Regions from separate parts of the Mus musculus genome. Here regions 2 and 3 are each linked to region 1. Evidence: chromatin loops called from intact Hi-C (ENCODE). Cell type or tissue: left cerebral cortex. All regions are shown on one strand. Links, peaks and the distances in the headings refer to the core of each region. The heading gives the core; the rest is flanking DNA.

Region 1 (7,534 bases), core at 3,419-5,918:
TGAATCATGTTTTTTTTTTAAGTTGGTGTTTTGTTTTGTCTTTGAAAAAGGGTGGTTTTCTGTGACCAAGGCTGTTCTGGACGTTTTTGTGTTCCTCCTGAGTCGACAGGGAAGGGTTTTTTGAGCCCTCTTCTATTGCATGCCACGATTTGTTTTGCCACTGTTGATGGCCATGCCTGCTGATTGCTGTGTTTAGCTCTGATAAATAAGGTTGCTGGATATCAGGCTTTGGTGAGCATGTTTTAATTACTTTTGGATTAAGTGCCTAGATGTGGAATTGCCAAGTAGTAAAGTAAATATATGTCTAGCTGTTTCTACAAAACATGCAAACACTTCTCCAAAGCCGTCATACCGTTGCTTCTGGAGCCACAGCTGGGTGATACCTCTGCTGGCCCTCCCTTTGCTGGAGTTTAACAGTCAGTCCTTCGGTGTGACTACTGTAGGTATGTGCAGGAGGCTGTAATTTTGTCTTCTTAGAGGTCCTTCTCCGGTTAGCATATGAGGACAAGCCAGCCTCGTGAAACAAGTTAGCAAGCTCTTAGTCTTCTTGTATTTTCTGAAACTGTAGAAAATTTCTATTCAACATTTTGAAATTTTTGACATGAATAAAGCATCAGATTCCCCACACAAACATTCTTCGTATACTGAGTTATTTTTCTCTGATGATTCTGGTTGCTGAATCCTCCTCCTGCCATGACTTGCACAGCTTTGGGATTGTAGGGAGTGTCATGGCACCCTCCTCTGAGCATGCAGGCTCCCCTCTCCACATATACGCAATGCTGCCCTAATTAATGTGGGTTCAGCTAGAGGCTAGAGTGTATAGAAAGTGTAAAGATATAGAGTGTATAGATAGGTAGGTTGGGGCTTCTATATGCCCATGGAAGCCATCATCCCTTCTTGGTGCAGACTTTCCAGTCTCTTTAAAGCCTCTGGTGTGCTTACCTGTAAGCCCTCACCCATCACTTTGTAAGTAAGCCTCACAGACTCTTTGGTTCCTCATTTGGAGGAACAGTTTGTCAAGGTGAGATTTTCAACAATGATCCAATAAGGTGGGCAGGGGCATGGTAATCAAAATATTCAGCACTGGAATTGGGGAAAACCTTGGGCAGGAATGGCAAGGGCCATTCAGCATTCAGGGTGCTCCACAAGGTTATCATTCTAACCTTAATGTTCATTGTGGGATGGTCTTTCAGGATGTTGCCCTATCCTGGTTATCCTCTAGAAAAAGGTTGCATTATATAAATGACATTGTAACCTCTAGATGTTTGAAAGATTTAGAAACCCGCTGTAGAGGCATGTTAATACACTTGAAGCAGCAAGCATGAGGTGTCAGCTCACAAGGGATACAAGGGTCAGGTGCAGCTGTGAAATTCTTGGGAGCTTTATGGTTGGATAAGGCACAGTTGCTTACCTACTAAGGTGATTGGGAAAAGTCTGCAATAGCCTGGGTCTATAAATGTGAAGTAATATGCAAAAGTATCTTGTATGGGGAGAGGGATAGCTGTACTCAGAAGCCATAAGGTCCTCTATTGAGAATCCTAGAGCTGTTTAATACTAGGATTGGCTAAGAAAGTCCTAAATAGACCCTTTCTACTCCCAAAGAGAAAGGCTACTGCCCACAGTTCTTCATTGCACTCCCCTGATGAATGGTAAAAGTTTATTGCTGCACACACTGGTTGCAGGACCTAGGGAAATAAAGGTAAGATTGGCTTCAAAGCCTCCTGCCTGTGGGCCAGCATCTATATTGCCAAAAGTTGCTACTAAGGACAGTGGGAAGGATTAACACCCCCCCATACACACACACACACACACACACACACACACACACACACACACACACACACATATAAATTAAGGATTTGAAGAATTAAGCTGTGGATCCTGTATGCTTCATGATGGAAGTGCCAGGCCAGAGGTGCAGTGAGTGCAATAGTGATACAAACGGTTATAGAGAGAATCAGGTTTCTGATTAGACTTAAGGCCATGGGACAGGCATTACATTTGGTACAAGAAATTTAAACAAAAACTTGTAACGAGGGAAGTCATAGGCTCCTGCGGAAAAGCAACTATTGTTGCTTGGGTGGCCAGCTAAAGTGCTCCCCACGTTGGAGTCTATAATCATGGATTATTAATGCAGCCTGCATCTAGTTGGATCACTTTCTGTTTCCCATTAGCATTTCCACACCTGTGTTTTGTATTAGGAGGTGTATCCCTCAGACTTGTCAATAATCATGGTCCAGAGACAGAGGAATGCTGAAAGAGGGTGAGGATTCTGTACCTCACTGAAGACGGGGAAGAACAGTCAGACATCTATGTCTGTGTCTTAGTCAGTGTCCTATTGCTGTGAAGAGACACCATGACCAAAACAACTCCTATAAGAGAAAGCATTGGGGCTTGCTTACAGTTTTAGAGATTTAATCTATTATGATGGTGGGGAGCATGGTGATATACAGGCAGGCATGGTGCTGGAGAAGAAGCTGAGAGTTCTGGATCAGCCAGCCGAAGAAGAGACTGGACCTGGCTTGTGCTTTTTAAAATCTCAGAGCCCACTCCCAGTGACATACTTCCTCCAACAAGGCCACACTCCCTAATCCTTCTCAACTAGTGTCACTCCCCGATGACTTAAACATCCATATATATGAGCCGATGGAGCCATGATTATTCAAATCATCATACTCCCCAAGACTCAGGAACCCTTCTTTCAGAAGAAAGGAGCACAAAGGCTTCAGGAGCCAGAAGAAGATGTGTTATGGTAGAGGAGTAACCTCTGACCCAAACTGCCACCATATTCATGTGTCCCATCTGGTTTTGATCTGCAGCTAAGCTTGTCAACTGTTGACTTCCTTCTTGGACAGGGGTTGTTATGGGACACTCAGCAGAGTATCTAATCTCTCTCCCCAGCTAGCTACATGCAATTCTACTCTAATTGTGGTCTCAGGGAGGAGATAGAGTATATAGCTGGAGAGGGATGAAGAGAGAACTCTTTTTGCACAGCCATGAGGGAGCCATCCCTACTGGATACAGACCTTCCAATGTAGCTGCTTTAGCTTTTCATCTGCTAAGGCTTATAACCCCTCACCCATTGCTCTGTAAGCAAGTCTCATAAACTCTTGCTTCTTCAGGTGAACATTGGTGGAATTGTACGTTGGTGTACAATTAGACCTTAGAAGGAGGAGAGTTTTTAGCAACAGGGCTATATCCTCACCTCTATTTTGGCTCCTTAGACTGGAAGCACAGGTTGTTTGATGAATACCTTTCTTTAGCTTTTCTGATATTTACTATCTTTCTCACAGATATGTTTACTTTTGCTGTTTGCTCTTCTATTGTACACACCATGGGGATTTTAAATTCCCCATTTGCTTTGTGTAACATTTTCACTATCTCAGGAATCTTGTTCCAATGACTGTTTCCTTCATTGATGATACTCAAACAGGCCTGATTCTGTGTACATCAGCCACATTTTAAATTTGATTTTGTTTATTCTCTTCTCCAGTGCATCCCAACTATAGCCCTCCCTCCCTCCCTCCCTCCCTCCCTCCCTCCCTCCCTCCCTCCCTCCCTCCCTCCTTCTCCTCTTCATAGTCCCTCCTCACAGTCCCTCTCCCCAAGATCCACAGCTCCTCTACTTCCCTTCAGAAGAAGGCAGGCCTCCCAGTGATATCAACTTAACGTAACAAGATGCAATAAGACTAGGCATATATGCTCATACCAAGTTGGGCAACACAAACTAGCAGGAGGAAAAAGGTCCCACAAGCAAGCAAAAGAGTCAAGGATACTACCACCCCTATTGTTAGGATTGAAACAAAACCCCAATCTAAAGCACCACAGCATGTATGCAGAAGGCCTAGTGCAGACCCAAGCTGGTTCCGTGGTTGCTACTTCAATTTCTCTGAGACCCTATGAGCCCTGTTTAGTTGATTCCGTGGGCCATTTTTTTCCTGGTGTCCTCTGGCTCCTACAATCCTTCCTTCCCATCTCTTCCAAGGGGTTCCCCAGCTCTGCCTAATGTTTAGCTGTGGATGTCTGCGTCTGCTCCCATCAGCTGTTGGAAGAAACCTCTCTGATGATGATTGGTCTAGTCACTGATTTCGATATGACTAGAGCAGAATATTATTAGGAATAACTTTTTATTTTTATTATTTATCTAGTTATTTATTGCCAGTCATGTTTAGTTGTACCCTAGGTCTTTGCCATCAGTTTCTGGTCCCTGGGCAATGTTCCGCATGAACTCCCTCTTGTGTCTTGGGCCTTAGATTAGACCAGTCACTGGTTGGCCCCTCCCACAAGCTCTAAACTCATAGATTTTGTGGCTGAGTTGATGTCCCAGTCGCAGTGCTGGGAGTTTCACCTGGTTACAGAAGATGGCTGGTTCAGGCTACATATCCTCCATGTCTAGAAGTTTTCACTTGGGTTACGCTCATAGGTTCCAAGAAGTTTCCACCTAGTGCACCCTGAGAAAATGTGTTAGCACCGCATTTCTCCAGACAGCATACTTTTCCCGTCGGGCTCTTGTGGAGAGGGTAGAGCCATGCTGTCTGCAACTTGAGGTGATGGAGAGTTGATGCTTCAGGAGGATTTGCCAAGGTTGGAGGGTGGAAACAGAACATTGCTATAGTGTAGCTGAAGATCTCAGTGATTGGAGAGGTTCTTTGCCTTCTGAATATCGATGCACCCGCTCTTCGCTGTGTTACTCAGTGCTCTGAAACTCCTTAGTTTGGAGCTTGAGGTGCCTTTAAAGCCCGTAGGTTAGCTCCGTGTGAGAAGTAAGCCTGTCTTTGCGGAATTCTCTTCTTTCCCCGGTCTTCCTTCAAACTGTGCTTCTTGGAAATAGGTACACTTCTTCACTGTCTTGTCCTTTTCTCTATCATCCAGTAAAGCTCTGTGGGAAAGATCTGAGGAGAGCAAACTATCTTCCTATGTGAGAGGCTCTTGAGATTTCTGAGTCACTGTGCCAGCCTGTATTTTGCCTTTAAACATATGCTAAAATCATGGCCATTCTCCCTTAGGAGATCTGCAGCATCTTCCTCCTACTCCAGCTGTTCTCTGAGGGTAGGGCAGCTGAGGATGCTTGCTTTGAGTTTCAGTTCAGGAGAGTGTTTACATCCTCAGCTCCCTTCTGCTTAACTGAAAACGTGACTTAATGTTCCCGATTTTGACTCGGTAGGGTTGGGACAGTGTTTGATCACAGGGGCCATCAATCCTCACGTGATAAATTTACTTTCAATGTAATAGAAACGTCATGACTTCCAGAGAGATTATGTTTCATAAAAGTTAACCTTATTCTAAACAAGTTCCACATCTATGACATACTTTCCAGCACCTCTTACCCTGCTTTCTGTGACTCAGACTTCTCTCTTCCGATCTACTCTGCAAGCTGCTAATGGTCTACCTCAAATGCAGCCCTGGCCCTGGAGTTCACAGCCTTCACTGAATCCGAACAGTTTGCAGTAAATTTCATAATAGATTATTTCTATAATTTCCTCATTCCAAATCATAAATGTTACCTTTCTTTCTTTCCTTCTTTCTTTCTTTCTTTCTTTCTTTCTTTCTTTCTTTCTCTCTCTCTCTCTCTCCTTCCTTTCTTTCTTTCCTTCTTTTTCTTTCTCTCTCTCCCCCTTCCTTCCTTTCTTTCCTTCTTTTTCTTTCTCTCTCTCCCCCTTCCTTCCTTCCTTCCTTCCTTTCTTTCTTTCTTTCTTTCTTTCTTTCTTTCTTTCTTTCTTTCTTTCTTTCTTTCTTTCTTTCTTTCTTTCTTTCTTTCTCTGTCTCTCTCTCTTTCTTTCTTTCTTTCTTTCTTTCTTTCTTTCTTTCCTTCTTTTTCTTTCTCTCTCTCTCCTTCCTTCCTTTCTTTCTTTCCTTCTTTTTCTTTCTCTCTCTCCCCCTTCCTTCCTTTCTTTCCTTCCTTTTCTTTCTCTCTCTCCCCCTTCCATCCGTCCTTCCTTCCTTCCTTTCTTTCTTTGTTTCTTTCTTTCTTTTTCTTTCTTTCTCTCTCTCTTTCTTTCTTTCTCTCTTTCTTTCTTTCCCCCGTCTCTCTCTCTCTCTCCTTCCTTCCTTCCTTCCTTCCTTCCTTCCTTCCTTCCTTCCTTTCTTTCTTTCTTTCTTTCTTTCTTTCTTTCTTTCTTTCTTTCTTTCTTTCTTTCTTTCTTTCTTTCTTTCTTGGTTTTTTGAGACAGGGTTTCTCTGTGTAACCCTGGCTGTCCTGGAACTCACTCTGTAAACCAGGCTGGCCTCGAACTCAGAAATCCACCTGTCTCTGCCTCCCAAGTGTTGGGATTAAAGGCGTGCACCACCACTGTGACTTTTCAAAAGGTAAGGTATTCTAGGTTTGTCTCGAACTTGCTGTATCGGTAAAGATGACTTTGAACTTCTGATCTTCCTGCTCTACCTCCCAAGTTCTAGGATGACAGGCATGTGACACCAGACCCAGATTCATGGGATGCTGGTAATAAAACCCAGGGCTTCATGCATGCTATATAGTAAGGCGTTACATCCCTGCTCATTGTATATCTGTTTAAAATCTCAAACCTTCCTACTCTGAATTATGCTTTTTGGTATCAGAAAAATTAATTTATTCAATTGTGTGTGAATTTGGAAAGCTAGTTTTTGGTTTATTTTGTTGTTTTTATTGTTGTTTGTTTTTGTTTTTGTTTTGTTTTTCATAAATTGTCTTGTCATGGGTCCATTATGGAAGACTCCAGTTACCACTGTTCCTCTATTCTGAGAATCCTGTGGTATCTGCATTTGCCCCTTCAGTGTGGGCTTTACACTGTCTTTGCTGCTGTGAGCTCTTCTCTCCCCCCTCGCCGACACTGCCTGCACTATAAATCAATGGTCAGAGAAAAGTACCTGGCTAGTTCCATTTCACAGCTCATAGGGAGTCTCCATTTTTTTCCAAAGAATCTTTTGTCTGTGTGTTGTACAATTCTGGCATTTACCTCTCAAAACAAACAAACACAAACAAACAAAACAACAGAAGAGAAGCAGACTATGTGTAAGATTCCTCAGTCAGTATATTGTAATCTCCCATGTCATGAATGATTCCATATCCATTCAAATTGGAAAGAATGTATAAAACTGTTTATTGCAGGTGACTGTGCATATATCTCTCTTTTACCTGGCTTTTCCAGAAAACTGAAAGTGGACAAATCTTAAGGATGTGGAGCTCGATGAATTAATATGAAATGAATACATTTGTGTAAGTTACACCTACATCTGGGAAATGGACAGCAGCAATGCTCCAGCATTCCTGATGATCACCTCACCAACACTATCCTCCCCGAAGATAACCACTGTTGTGACTAATCTGCCGTTTTAGACTGTATGTAGGAGATCATATATAGTGGAATCAAAGGAATTGGCGTCTCTATTGAAAATTTATGTATTAGGTTGATTCGTGCTGTTGGACCTAGCCATGGCCTTGTCATGTTGATTTCTGCATAGTATCCCAAGGTATGAATACAACATAGATTTGGGCTGTTTCCCACCTTGGGCTTCTATGAATAGTGTTATTCAGAGCATTCTTGAACACGTCCTCTGG
Region 2 (7,534 bases), core at 3,000-5,499, 110 kb after region 1:
CCTTTTAATACCCAATTAAAAAGTACAACACAGCTCCTTCTGAAACCTGGGGGCAATCACTGGAGCCATAGCTGTTCAAGACTTGTATTAGTAGAACACTAGCTCTGATTATGCCTGACTCTCTGGCAAGGCATTGCTCATACAGATTGTCTTACATTATATTGATGTTGTAAAGTGTTTAAGACCTGTTAGGATCTAATAAGCCTTACTGTTGGCACCCAGTGGCCACTGAATGAATGAATGAATGAATGCATGCATGCATGAACAGAGCAGAAAAAAGTAACTGAAGAGGGAAAGAAAGGGGAGAACAAGTATATATGTTACTTTTCTGTTGCTGTGATAAATTACCACGAGCAAGGCAACTTACAGAAGGAAAGCTTATCTGGACTTAGGGATCTGGAGGGATAAGGATCCATCATGGTGGAAGGCATGACCTTGGGTAGGCATGGTGGTTGAAGCAGGAAACTGAGTCATAGATTACACACTTTACTGCAAACAGGAAGCAGAGAGAGCAAACTGGAAGTAGGAAGAAGTTATATAATCTCAAAGCCTGCCCTCCAACACCCAGTGACAAACTCCTTTCAGCAAGGCCACACAGCCCAAACAATACCACCAGCTGGGAATTGTTTAAATATTTAAGCCTATGGGGACATTGCTCATTTAAACCACCACACCAAGTTATCTTCCTCTTATAATCTCAAGAGAAGGCAATTTGAGTGAGATTCAACTCCTATGTTCCAACCATGCAATTTTGAATGTGCTTGGATTGGGAAAAAAGATGGAGTTTATAGTGGTATTTACTTTGTTCTGTGCTCTTAACATGGCACCATGATACATGACAGGACATGATACATGACAGGACATGATACATGACAGGATACATGGCATGACACATGACATGATACATGACGTGATACAGGAGGTGGGGCTGCTACTGTTGACTCCTATAGCCATTTGCTTGGTCAAGGGCTTTGTGGAAAAATACTGTGGTTCTTATGAACTGGCTTTTAATATATTAGTGTTTAATAATAGTCACTGAGTAATAGTGCTTAATGAACTTTAATGTCTCAGTGACAAACCATTTTTTATGTTTTAAAAGGGGTTATAGCAGGAGCAAAGTATATGACAAGCTAAGCTTTTGGATAAAAATTGGTGTGAATTGAATTAAAGATTTAAGTGACAAAGCCCTACTTAGGTTGAAGATCTTCATAGAGAGACAATGTGTGGAATAAAGGTGTTTGGAGATGCCAAACAAAGCAAACTTTTATGTTTTTGTAAATGTGCTAACAGTAACTCTGTCCTGTTGACATATGGGTGGGTGTGGCCAATTTTGGGAAATTGGAACATATAAAAGTCAAATGTTATTTTAGCTCATTAACTTTTAAATGACATCATTTATTACTTTGGGACACTTTCTCAGATTGTATCACCCACAAAGCAAGAAATGATGGATGTGCGTCTTTTTCTATGATTCAGGCGAGTGCTTCCTGTGCTCACAATGCTACTCCCTGGAATACTCAGAACGAGACCAAGAGGATGCTGGGGTTCTGTGCAGCACTCACTTGGATTGTATGGCTTCCTGCTCGAATGAAGGAACTATTCCACTTTGAAAAACTCCAGTGTCAAAGAAACCCAAGGAAGAGAGGGTTTATTTTAGTGATCAGGTCCACTGGTGATTCAGATTAGAGGGTGGGGGGAGGGCAACGGAGAGGATGGGTGAACAGGGAACTGAGCCAAAATTTCAAACGTCAAATCCTGTCCCCAGTGATGTCTTCTTCCAGAAGTTTCGATCTCCTGGAGTTTCCAAAACCTTTCCAAACAGGGTAAAAGCTGGAAATCAAGTATTCAAATACACATGCCTGTGGGGACATTTAATATTTAGACCCTAATGTCACAATGTCAAATATTAACCTTGTCCTTTTCCTAACCAAACAACCCCCCCAATCACAGTAGAATAATATAAAGTATAGGAAATAAAATCAACCCTCCCCCTCCAACATTCTATTTGTGAATCCCTGAACTAGCCAGTACAGGTTGTCACAAACCTTGAGGACAAAGGAACTGAAGACCAGCCTTTAGAGTTTGAACTTACTGGTGAGTTAAAGATGACCATATGAAAAATGCATGTGGAAAAACAGACTTGTAAAAAGGAGAAAGCAAAGACAGGCTGACTCTAATATTGTCTGACTTCAAAATTTGAAGTCTTCATAGACATTTTTTTTTAAGCAAAATGTTTGCTTGAAAAATTTTCCTGGACTTTTTCCACTGAAGTCAGTGCTTAGAAGGTCAGGAGTAAAATTCACCAGCCATTCTGGTTATTGGGCATTTCATTTCTCCTTCCCAGGTCCCACACCGCACAGGCTGTTTGCATGCCACATTCAGGCTTAGGATTAGATGGAAGCCCAAGCTTTCTTCCATCACCCACCTCTAGGTTTGCTTTGCTCTGTCACCTCTTATTGATTCCTCTAATCTTATTTTATTTTTTTCTAGTAAAAAGCAAGAATCTCTTTGTTTCTCTTGTAAATATGAAGTGAAAGGAAGGCCTTTAACCCTAGCTCCTCTCCTCCTTCAAGTCCCCTCTCTCTTAAATCTCTCACCCCAGAAAGGTAACACTGCAGGACTTCATTTGAATGCTGATCTTTGAGAGTCTTTTCCTTTTGGATTTGGAGTGGGGTCTTCAAGGCCACATCTTTATTGCCACAGAAACCGTGGGATTAAAAAGTTGCTTCAGAAATTAGAAATTAACTTGGGTGTGATGTGGTTTTTCCTCAGTGAATAATTTTCTTATGTCTTACAAGTGAGGAAGTTGAGGCTTCTCTAAGTTTAGAGGCTTGCCTAAGACCAAAATGACACAGCTCTGCCTTTAGGAACTTTTGAACTATGTGTTTTTGTTTTTGTTTTTCTCTCATCCATGCTTCAACTGCTACCTAATATTTTATTTTTGTGTATGTATTTCATTTATTACTTTTTTTTAAAGCTGAGACCTTGCCATCTCATTTGCAGTTTATCTGATTCAAGTTAAAGACATGAAATCTTGGGGGAAAAATATTAAGAAAAAAAGGAGGGACATGTGGATTAAGTACTATATAATATTAATTTCAACAAAGACACAAATGGATGCCGCATAAGTATTTTTATTAAATATAGATTTTTATCAAATATAGAGACCAACCGAAAGAAACGTGGCATCATTTACTGGGCCAGCAAAGACCCTCCTCGTGTGCTTAGTTTTTTTCGATTGCATCTTGGTTTACTAACTATACATCTTGATGAATAATTTCTGGTAAATAGAGTGCAAGGAATAGAGCTCAGGGGTTAGGATGATGGATCACTGTCCCTGATTATGAAGTTTGGGATCACCGCAAAGTGCTCTCCTCTCTGCACTTCTGCAGTCCACTCTCTTCCATCCCATGACTGTTCTCCATAGCCAAGGGCCAATATGTATCACCATGTGTTGTGTACATGTGTGCCCATTTTCTTCATTTTCTTGTAGACACCAGGTACTATTAATATACCCAATTTCCCACTCTAACTTATTAAAATAAACTCCCATTTTAATTTGCAGTTATACATTGAATTTTGAGGTTGAATATATTTTCTTACAGTGCTAATAACTGCCAACACTTATTAAATGAATTCCTCGGGATAGTTATCTTGTAGACTCTCCCTTTTGGATTGCAGCTTGTATTCTAACACTGTCCTTGTGAGATGGGCTCTCTCATCACCCACACTGTACAGAAGAAACTGAGGTGCGGTGAGATCACTGATGTGCTCATAGTCACCGAGCTAAACCTTAATTCTATGGATTGGAGTTTAGAGTCTGAGCTAAGGGCCCATGTTATTCACTCATCTGAGTCAAGATCCTTCTCTTCCTCCTCCTCCTCCTCCTCTTCCTCCTCCTCCTTTTCCTTCTTCAGCTTTCTTCTGTTTATTTATGCAGCAACATTATGAACTTTTATTATCAAGGCCACGAGATTGTGTTTTCAATGCCTTGGATTTGTAGAAAGTCAAAGGTCAATGTGTAATAGGACAACACGGATGGCCATAATTTTAAGAAATTCTCTGGCTTATAAAATGATTATGTAATCACCTATTAAGAATTATTTCATATGTTTTGCTTTGAGATGGATAAATTTCTTGGCATTCTTCTCCAGTGTCCCAAAATAGCTGTGTAGATGATGTATATGAAATTGTTTAAATGAATATGTAGTAGTTAACACTACTTAAGATAGCCTTAAATACTTAGGAAAACAAAACGTAACTTTACTTTTTCCAAGATGTAGTTCCTGAGGGAAAAAAATATTGCATAATTTTAGCTGGCAGGAGATGTTTGTACCAACCAAGCAAGAGAAAAATTACAGAGAGGTTTCCAAGCAAACTTATCCCTTTGAGCTGTTGACTTCCTTTTTCCTGTTGGCATAATAAAGGTCACTGGCTTCAATTAATGAGGTCTACTTTAGTTTATAAAACAAACTCCATACACCTCAATATACCTCTTACCTGTCTTTATTCACACTTTCTCGCTTCATTCATTATCTAACAAATGTTTTATATTTGAATAATTTTACTGAATGTGTTTAGAAGAATTAAAAAAATTCTTGCTTCATTTTAGTAGCAGAAGCCACCTATAATTCACACTACACACACACCACACACACACGCACACACACACACACACACACACACACACACACACACACACACATACAGACACTTTAGAGGCAAATATATACTTTCTGTGTACATTTTATCTTTAGACCTCTCTCCCTCCCTCCTTCCTTTCCTCCCTTCCTCCCTCCCTCTCTCCCTCCTCCCCTCCCTCTGCTTTATTCCTTTGATGCAAAGTGTACCTGAACTTGAGGTCACTTTTATTTGGCTAGGATGGCAGTAGCCAGCCAGTCCTAGCAAACTCCCATGGCGCAGGGACATTAGAGAGCATGCCTGGCTTGTTATATGGGTGCTGGAATCTGATCTCAGGCCCGCATGGTTGCACTGTGAGCACTCTTAAGCACTGTACCACATCCCCTGCCCTCAAAATTGCTCCTGTGATGGCTCTTCACTTTGCTTTCTGGGATCTTACCCCATTCTGACATCCCCATTTCTAATGCCATGCTCTCAGACTAGTAGTGGGTTTGGGGAAGTGGAATCAGGAGCTCCCAGGAGCTCCCTGTCTTGGCCAGTGTGCTGTCAAATGCTTGCTATGCTCATAAGCTATTTCGTTGCTATTTTTTACTTAAAAGAACAATGATGTTACTGGGCATTACATACTCTTTATTTGTCCCTACTACCCCCATTTCTAGACTCCTACCAGATTTTGTTATTTGTGTTAGCTGCCTGTCCTACTTTGCTTTCTATTTCTGTGATAAATATCTCAAGCAATGTGGGGAGGAAAGGGTTTCTTTCAGCATACAACTCTGAGGGAAGTCAGGACAGAAACTCAAGATGAGAACCTAGAGTCAGAAACTGAAGCAGAGATTGTGGATAATGTTGCTCGCTGCCTTTCTCATATAACTCAGGGCTGGCACTGCCTACCTTGTGCTGCATCTGCCCACATCACCATCAATTGAGAAAATGACTCCAAAATTGTCCAATGGCCAATTGAATGGCGGAGGCATTTTCTCAATTGAAGTCCCTTCTTCCTAGATGCTCCTAGCCTGGGGCAAGTTGACCAAAACCTTCCCAGAACACTATCTAATCTTGTCATGACATTTCTGCAGCTAAAAGTAGAGCAGAGAAAAAATTATGCTCCTGCTTCTTCTCTGGACTTGAGGTTTGAATGACAAATGTCTCCCATAGGCTCAAGTGTTTAACCCTCGTTTTCCTAGCTGGTAGCACTGTTTGGGGGGAGGGAATAGAATCTTTACAGTTGAGGCCTTGATGGAGGAGTATGGGCTTTGAGATTCATAGCCACTTCCAGTCCACCTGCTTGGCTTCCAGTGGGATTAAATATTACCAGCCAGCTTCTTGCTCCACCACAACCTTGCCTTTCTCCCTATCATGAACCCCTTCTATGGAAATGTAAATCCAGAAGAACTCTTCTGTAAGTTGCTTTGGTTATGCTATTTTATCACAGCACTGAAAAGTAACTGATGGAGTAGGTTTCTGTGGGGCAAGGCCTTTCATGACCTTATTTCAGGGAATTAGGGAAAGGGGCTTTTAGTGCTTTTGTTTCTTATTCTTTCACCCTAAAGGTAGCCCACAGGCTACTTCATCACCATGGTCTATTTCCTTTCATGTCCAAGCTCTCATTTCCCCTCATATTGGCAGTGTTGGTGCTGTATTGGTAAGCATGGATTCCCACAAACCTCAGACGGACGAATGCACACAGACCTACATGCATGTGCACGTGCGCACACACACTTATTTTGAAAACAAATCAACAATGGAATACCTTTGGAAATTTCTTTTCTCTAGAGAAAAAACAGTTAATTGGAAAGAAACTTACTTGGTAGAAGTTGTAATTTTTCATATTTAGAAAAAAGGGAAAGTATTGATTAAGGGGGAGTCCAGAAAGATAGCTCAGCAATTAACGCAGTGGTTCTCAACCTTCCTAATGCTGTGAACCTTTAATACAGTTCCTCATGTTGTGCTGATGTCAGAACCATAAAATTAATTTGTTGCTACGTCATAACTGTAAGTTTAATGCCATTATGAATCATAAGGTACATATTTGCCTTTTTTGATGGTCTTGGGCAACCCCTGTGAAAGAAAGGGTTGTTTGACTTCTAAAGAGATTGGACATAGTACTACCGGAGGATCCCACAATACCTCTCCTGGGCATATATCCAGAAGATGTTCCAACCGGTAAGAAGGACACATGCTCCACTATGTTCATAGCAGCCTTACTTATAATAGCCAGAAGCTGGAAAGAACCCAGATGCCCCTCAACAGAGGAATGGATACAGAAAATGTGGTACATCTACACAATGGAGTACTACTCAGCTATTAAAAAGAATGAATTTATGAAATTCCTAGGCAAATGGATGGACCTGGAGGGCATCATCCTGAGTGAGGTAACCCAATCACAAAGGAATTCACACAATATGTACTCACTGATAAGTGGATATTAGCCCAGAAACTTAGGATACCCAAGATATAAGATACAATCTGTTAAACACATGAAACTCAAGAAGAACGAAGACCAAAGTGTGGACACTTTGCCCCTTCTTAGAATTGGGAGCAAAACACCCATGGAAGGAGTTACAGAGACAAAGTTTGGAGCTGAGATGAAAGGATGGACCATCTAGAGACTGCCATATGCAGGGATCCATCCCATAATCAGCTTCTAAACGCTGACACCATTGCATATACTAGCAAGATTTTGCTGAAAGGACCCAGATAGAGCTGTCTCTTATGAGACTATGCCAGGGCCTAGCAAACACAGAAGTGGATGCTTACAATCAGCTATTGGATATATCACAGGGCCCCCAATGGAGAAGCTAGTGAAAGTACCCAAGGAGCTAAAGGGATCTGTAACCCTATAGGTGGAACAACATTATGAACTAACCAGTACCCCTGAGCTCTTGACTCTAGC
Region 3 (7,534 bases), core at 1,949-4,448, 120 kb after region 1:
AATATATATAGTCATTACATTGTTATATATATATATATATATATATATATATATATATATATATATATATATATATACATATATATAATTTGCTAGTTATACTTGAGGAAAGCTAGAGGAAATCAACCAGCTTATTGTATGAGATGAATACAAACGTCAGGTGAAATAGTGTTATGTTTTTGTTATGTTGGTGAATGATACGCACTGGAAATTGGTAACAGCTAAAATAAGCCCTGAGCTGGGGGTTGATAGAAAGCCTTAGCTTCCGAGGATCATGCCAGTCTAAGGGTGGCTTTGTTATTTACATTCCTCCCTGTCAGCTGTCACTAATTCTGAACATTTCCTCCCTTTGAATATGAGATCTTTAAACATCAGGAAAGCACAAAGCAAAGGAAGAAAAATACACAAGACACGTGGCTGCAGCAAGCACTCTTGGAAACTGATACCCTTCACTGGCATCCTGTGAGATTTGAAGCAAATGTCTTAATTGAATGAAAATCAATTAGACACCCGTTAAGGAGCTGTTCCAGACTGTTGTTTTGTTCAGCAATAGCAGTTGCTGATTTTTCTTGACCACACTGGTGAGTATGAAGAGGAATGTGGAATGAGGGGGGTGGGTGTGAAGACTGTGGTTAAGCTGTAAGACCTGGAGTTGTTATGATTTTATTCAAGTCATGGGTACAATAATAGCACTTGTTAGGATGTTGGTGGGCCTCATCGGTAGGAGGAAGAAAGACGCTAACCCCGGGGGAGATCATAGCAGACAGCATTTTCTGAGTGACTATTTCTAAGCTTCCTTTGAACTATTTACCTTTAGCAAGTTTGATGGCACATGCGTAGGTTCAAAACTCTCCCAAATGCACTGAAGGTCTATATGGTTCATATAATGCTTTGTGGACCTTGACATAGCATTTCTTCTAGGCTTTTCATTCAAATCATATGTCAGCTATTCAATACCCCATGTGCACTTCAGCTCAATGATAGGCCAACCTTGAAGATAACATACAGAATCAAGAAGGCATGGCCAGCACTCCCAGGCATAGCCGTGAGGTGTCACGACAAACCCCACCCCAGTTGTCTCACTGTTTCTAATCAAGCCCCTCTCGGAAGTTGTGAGTACAAGGGACTAGAGCTCTCTCTGTCTATGTAACTAAGCAGCTTCACATAGTTTACCACACGTGCAAACCCAGTTAAACAGGTCAGCTGGAGCAGTCAGTGACTCAGTGGAGATTTAAGATTATAGGCTACAAGGAAGGGCCTATTGCAGCTAAGAACTTGTGTTCTACAGCTTTAGGAACAAAATAGATCTATAAGTAGCAAAGGGATTTATTTTATCATCCATGCTCTGGCTCTAATAGTCTTCATAATTCATAAGCTCAATCCTCCTAATAAGATACAGAGACTCTAGTTGAGTACGGTTAAAGGTATGAGGAAAACCTACCAGTGTTTATGTTTTATTTCTGTATGTAAACATGGCCTCTAGAGAAGCCATGTGTGTATCATCTGGTCCTTATGTAGAAGGGCTGACACAAAGCCACTTCCTGTGGATCTGCTCTTCTTCATGAAGGGCAGACAAGAATTCCCAGTGTCAGTGTTTCCTAGCATATGTCTATATCCAGAGTCTCAGGAATGGTCTTATTCTTTCTCGTGTATGTCAGTGATTGGGGCTGTGCTCCAAGGGAACACATATATTATTTGGTACCTTTTCTCTCTCTTAATGGCTCACATCAACATCCTCATCCTCCCGAACGTGGTCTGACTCAGAGTGTCATTTGGCATATGCATCCCTGCCACGTTTCAGCCTTGCTCTGTCATGCAGAAAAGTCGAAGCAGCAGGCTGTTTACATTGTGCTGGGCTGACGGTTTCCTGTTCATTCAAATAACATCTGTGAGATTTGCATGGATTAATACTCAGATAACAGAAGTTGACTTTTATTCAAATAAAGAGATAGGGTCTGGTTCTTTTAGTAAGGAGCTGGAGCTGGAGAAGTGTCATATCTACTTGTTGGAATGAATCACTGTCCATTATTCTATCAAAGGTTTTCTATCTAGCCTGCCAATGTACTTAGGCTGAAGTCCCAGTATCTTTATAAAGAAAATATCACGAGATATGTAAATAACATTATGTTATTGGGAGATTGCACACAACTAATTAAAAACTTCATTTAATGTCTCCTCTGCTCATTGAATGTTTAGACGCTCTGTGCCCAAAAGTCCTACCACTTTCCCCATTCTTCACGGGAATGAAATATAAGGAGTGATGGATGCTAGAACAATAACCATCTTTCAAGGGATTGGTTTTGGTCAGTCAGGTTATGTGATCTGTGGCCTGAGAGACAGAGGAGGATGGTGGCAGGAGCTGATGGGAGCCAAGATTCAGAACAAAGGGCTGCTTTGAATGTGTTTAGTTGGGGGAGTTTATGGCCATATCTCCATGTTTGAGGATGGACCCTTTGTAGCTAGCTTCTTCTATACAAATGTAGACCCCAGCAGGGCTTGTAGGACATCAGTCATTAAAAATGTGGCTGAATGTAAGAGTCCTATTTGTGCAGCATAGTCTTGGAATCTTAGTGTGAACTGCCTTCTTTTTTTAAATGGCAAATCATCAATGTGAGCTTACACATAACCCTGAATTTTTTTGGTATGGTATCCTCTACGCCAGTTAGAAGCAAGTTAATGTCTGATGCCTTCTTTTCTTTATTTCTATCCCTAATGCCTTCTTTGCCTCCTCTTGTTCTTATCCCAATCAGAATATTTATGTTTTATTTTTAAGTCAGGACTCTATTCCTGTTCAGTGTATTAAAAGCCTGTGGATACTTCTAGCCGAAGTGAAGTAAGATATTTTGAAGTAGCCATTTTTTTGATAAGCAAATACATGGATAACATATATGAAGTAATGATTTTCAAGGTGTAGTATGATGGAATACAGAAATTCCTGAGATAAGGGAAGGAGACAAGGTGAATCCTACAGCCTTCAGTGTCAAGGAATGTTGGGAGGTCAAACCCAGATATACTGGGTGGACTCTTTATGTGGGAAATGAAAGAGTTTCAGCAGAAATAAGGATGCAATAGTCACATACCCTATGGGGAATAATAAAGAATTTCCCCAGGTGAGTTATGATGTACCATCAGAAACACTGATAGATACTCTCTGTCAAGAATGTCAAAGCAGGCTACGGAACATCTGAGACTCTGTGGTTCAATAACACCATAACATTGAGGACAACACCATTCCTAAAACATGAAGCACATACTTATTTGGAGAAGAAGTCATTATGACACAATGCCCATTTTGACCAGTCTCAGAGATTCAAGGGGACTTTTCCTTTTTTATGGTGCTGCAAAACCCACGACCTTGAATCACCCTTTTGTTAGTAATACTATGTTCTGATCTCTAAATTTTAATTTTATCTGTTGCCCCCTTTTGTGAACAGGTGTCTCAGAATAAAGGAACATATGCATTTAATGTTATTAATAAACCAGCAGTCACATTCCTGCAGAAGAAATGACACTCCAGGCAAATCACAGTCTACTTACCACAGAGCATTTTAATCATTAATTAGAAATAAACTCCTTTAGTCTTATGGTGATAAGTGAAACCTTTCCTATTTAAAGGTTATGTTAACTATAAAGAGCAAGGGAAAATTAATTTATGCCAGTGAAACCAATGTTGAATTTCACAGAATGAGATTATCTTGTCTTATCACTTATTAGCATAGAAATCCGCATCTGTATGTAAATACATAGTTGATATATCCAGCAAAATTAGTTTCATGAAAAGCTTGCCTTTGCTGAGTGGAGCTGAAGATACCTTTTGTCTGGTAAGCTTTTCCCTCCCTGCTGCCTCCTGACTGTGTTCTATCAGAGCAGTGGGGCTAGGACTGAGAAATGCACTGAGGGACCACTCTCTACCTTTATTCCTTTTCAGAGTTGCTCCCAGTTCATGAAAGTTAAACTGCACAGGATGGAAAGGCTGAATCTCAAGTGGATTCTGCTTAGAAAGGTTATAGGAAAGGATTCCCACTGGAGACAGTCCTAGAGCCAACACTAACACCAATGCCAGCAACATATGATGTTGTCACATTACTGACCCAGACATCAGCTTCTTTATGGGAGGCATGTATTACCCCTGTATGAATAAGCATTCACCACATGAACATCCATGGCCATATTGTGGTTGCTGATGCCTTAGACCCATTGGAACAGCAAGGCCTTTCCCTGGTCCTGGTTCAGTGGTTGATGGACAGTTGACCTTTAGCTAAACCTGGTATATGGAGAATGTACTAAGCACATCTTCCGCCTCCTGGATGACTGCTTCCTTATGGAGACCTCCTTCCCATGCAGCTGCATAAAATGAAGACATTGAGTTTCCCAGCTGAGTCTCCATCAGCAAGCAGGGGCCATCCCATCCCATGCTGTGAATGTGTCTGCCATTTTTTTTTAAATTCCCCATTGCCCCAGTCAGCTTGAATCCAACGTAGTGTAGGCCGTGACATTTGTTTATCTGTGAAATGAATGTACTAATTTTGATCTCCAAGGTTTTTGTATTTATAATTTAAATTTATGAATGTAGGCAGCCTGGTCTTTATTCTACAAGATGAGTCCTCCTCCCAGCTGATGAAGTGATGTTGAGGCCAAGTAGAGAGACTCCATACCTTTTCTCTGTATGGCTCTGGCCATTACTACTCTCTATAGAACGCTACTGTGTATCAAAGCGCTTTGATTGGTGACAGCATGGAGAGTCACGCTTGCCTTCTTTTTTTTTTTTTTTCTCCCATGGCTGTCCTAGATGCTGTAGGTTTTCAGAAGGCGGAAACTTCTTCCTTTTAATGATTAATACACAATGCATGGACAGGACAGTGTTCTTACATAATTGATTCCTCAACCAACTCAGCATCCCAATTTTGTCTTGCTTAGTAGACATATCTTTATTAAATATTTTCCTATGATTCTGAGTTAATGTTAATGATCTGCGGTTACTAACAGAAAACACCACATTGCTTCCTAATTTTTATCTGGGAGCACGAGAAATAAACTGCCTTGTTTATTTGTCACAGACAATATTTGAACAATACCTGGGAGGCTGTAAGGCTTCATTATATAACTTTTTTTTTTTCTGATTATTTCCAAGTTTGGTAGGATAAACGTTATTTAGGTTTTTGAAAATAATAGTTACCTACCATACAGAATCAAGCTTACAGGTAGTCTTTTTCTGCTTTTTTTTTTTTTTAAAGAATTATATTTAATGTATATGAGTACACTGTTGCTGTCTTCAGACACACCAGAAGAGGGTGTCAGATCTCATTACAAATGGTTGTGAGCCACCATGTGGTTGCTGGGAATTGAACTCAAGACCTCTGGAAGAGCTGTCAATGCTCTTAATCACTGAGCCATCTCTCCAGCCCCCCCCCCTTTTTTTGAGACAGGGTTTCCTCAGTGTAGCCCTGGCTGTCCTGGAACTTACCTTGTAGACCGGGCAGGCCTCAAATTCACAGAAATTCCCTTGCCTCTGCCTCCTTAGTTTTGGAATTAAAAGTGCTGATGACAGTTTGTCTAGGGACAGCTAGGGCAGGGTGGGTCCACCTTTCTCTACCTACCAATACTGTTCTTCATTTGGAATCTATTATGGGAATATCCTCTAGGATTTGGACTTTTACAGTTTGAGATCCGCCCCCCCACACTCCCCACTAGCTAGGGCTGGTGAGTAGATGACAATCTTTGGATTAGGGATGCACTCAGGAGTTTTCTTGCAAGGAAGGGATCCTGGGACTAAGGTGGTGTTCGTACATTCCTGGGGGATGGTGCTACTCTCCATGACTGATGTCTTTTGTGTCAGGAGGTCAGCAGGTCCACAGCTTCTCGGTATCTGTCATCCTCTCACGATGAGGTATGGCCACATTCAGTGTTATTACTCCAGTTTCAGTTTCTGACACTGCTCAAAGAAAATAAACAGGTGTACTGGGACCTGGAAAAGAACTTACTCTGGTATCCCTAGGATGACACCACCACCATCATTTTCCAAGTTGTGTATGGGGATAAACTCTAGGTAAATACCAGCAAATCACCAGGATTATGTCAAGCTGGGTTCATTCTTCTCTGTATAGAAGGCATTTGGATGATAAAAGATGACTTTTCTGGGGGTTAGAGTCGTATACAAATGTGAATTAGTATTTTACAATTAAGTAATCCTCGGTGCGTATCTTAAGTTATAAGCTCCTTAAGGTCAAGGGATCCTGGTTCTCTTCCTTCTCAGTCCCAATCAAGGACTCTCTGTACATATTTGCTGAATAGTGAGCTCCAGACAGTTACTCTTACGGCGATGGATGCCTGAATTAATCAAGTGGTTCTGGCTTGTTTTCTATACAAAGAGTTTATAAAATATGCTATGAAAAGGTTGTTGCTCCCATGTCAGTCTTTTTAGTCACATCAATAGACAGCACAGCATCATTATTTTCAATGTGAAATCCCCACCAGAAATCTCTGGAAATAATACATTCCTTGCAGGCTGTCATGACAATTAAATTAGGTAATTCACACTTTGGGGCACATTGCTGGAACATAATAATGTTAGTTTTCCTTTCTCCTTTCACACATGACAACTTAAGAAAAAATATAGTGCTATCTACAAGATGAGAATAAGGTAATAAAACTCAAAGTGGCTTTTGAGGTTTATTCAAGTTGATTATGCTTGCCTGGATATACTTCTGTTTTTTTGTTGTTGTTTTGATGTAGATCAGATCAAGCAAAGAATCAATTCTGAGAAGTTTTTCAATTAATTTTGGCACCAGCAGAGTTCATCTGTTCATTATGTTATTACTGTCTTGTTTCTGGTTTTTAGTTTAGTCTATGAGGCTGGAAAGAGCCTGTTGGTCTGATTTAATAGGCCCTCTGAGAAGTAGTAGACTAGTGTGGATTTCAGAGAAGTGTGCAGTGAACGGTTTGCTCATTATCACTGTCCCGTGTTGCACTTAAAAAATGAAGACAGCGATATCTGTGTAAATCTTTAAGATAGTTAGAGTTATGTTGAATATCCTTGGGTATGTGTAGGATTGTAAGAAAACTTAAGTAGCAACCAAATGAAATTCGTTCAGTCTTTAGATCTACATATCATGCCCATTTTTCTGCATAAATAGGAAATGCTATATAAGCTTAGTTGCAGATTTTTTTTATCATTATTGCTGAGCTCCTAAAAGAACATCATTAGTCCTTAGAATGTAGGGTCACGGAGGATGCTTTCTGGGTGCTCCTGATTGGTATGTGCATCTGATAACAAGAACCAAATTAAGAAGGAAAGCTACTCAGTTTTAGTGAAGTTTGGCTTCCAGTATTTACAGTTGTCACAAAGACAGCTATATTGTGGGAGTAAAAGGACAAAGTTATTTCAAGAATAAGAACCATAAAGTCAGCTGGAATGATATTGCTCTTTCATTAATAAAGAGTATTAAATACTAAAGATTTAAAAATTTTTCATTAGAAAACTACTCCTTGGGGGCAATTTGAAGCCACAAGGATTTAGTTCATCTCTGATAGTTTG

Evidence for each region. Hi-C counts contacts between places; a loop is a spot of excess contacts. Peaks named below come from ENCODE experiments on the same cell type or tissue, not always from the same donor. Only the 100,000 strongest peaks of a DNase experiment are listed, where the experiment ranks them.
Region 2: it touches region 1 in a loop (1.8-fold over the local background); 9 of 42 quality-filtered maps call a loop at or near these places.
Region 3: a loop joins it to region 1, with 2.9 times the contacts of the local background. A loop is called at or near these places in 9 of 42 quality-filtered maps.

The regions. Positions count from the first base shown.
Region 1 is chr2:77,880,929-77,888,462 of GRCm38, forward strand. It overlaps a transcript of Cwc22 not described here. Among named protein-coding and RNA genes, the nearest start is that of Cwc22, 62 kb to the right of the region's middle. In left cerebral cortex, for the core only: no CTCF peak of the experiment used is centred there; a DNase peak (open chromatin) is centred at 4,982.
Region 2 is chr2:77,989,108-77,996,641 of GRCm38, forward strand. No RefSeq gene overlaps it. Among named protein-coding and RNA genes, the nearest start is that of Cwc22, 47 kb to the left of the region's middle. In left cerebral cortex, for the core only: no CTCF peak of the experiment used is centred there; a DNase peak (open chromatin) is centred at 4,185.
Region 3 is chr2:78,004,040-78,011,573 of GRCm38, forward strand. No RefSeq gene overlaps it. Among named protein-coding and RNA genes, the nearest start is that of 4930440I19Rik, 43 kb to the right of the region's middle. In left cerebral cortex, for the core only: no CTCF peak of the experiment used is centred there; no DNase peak of the experiment used is centred there.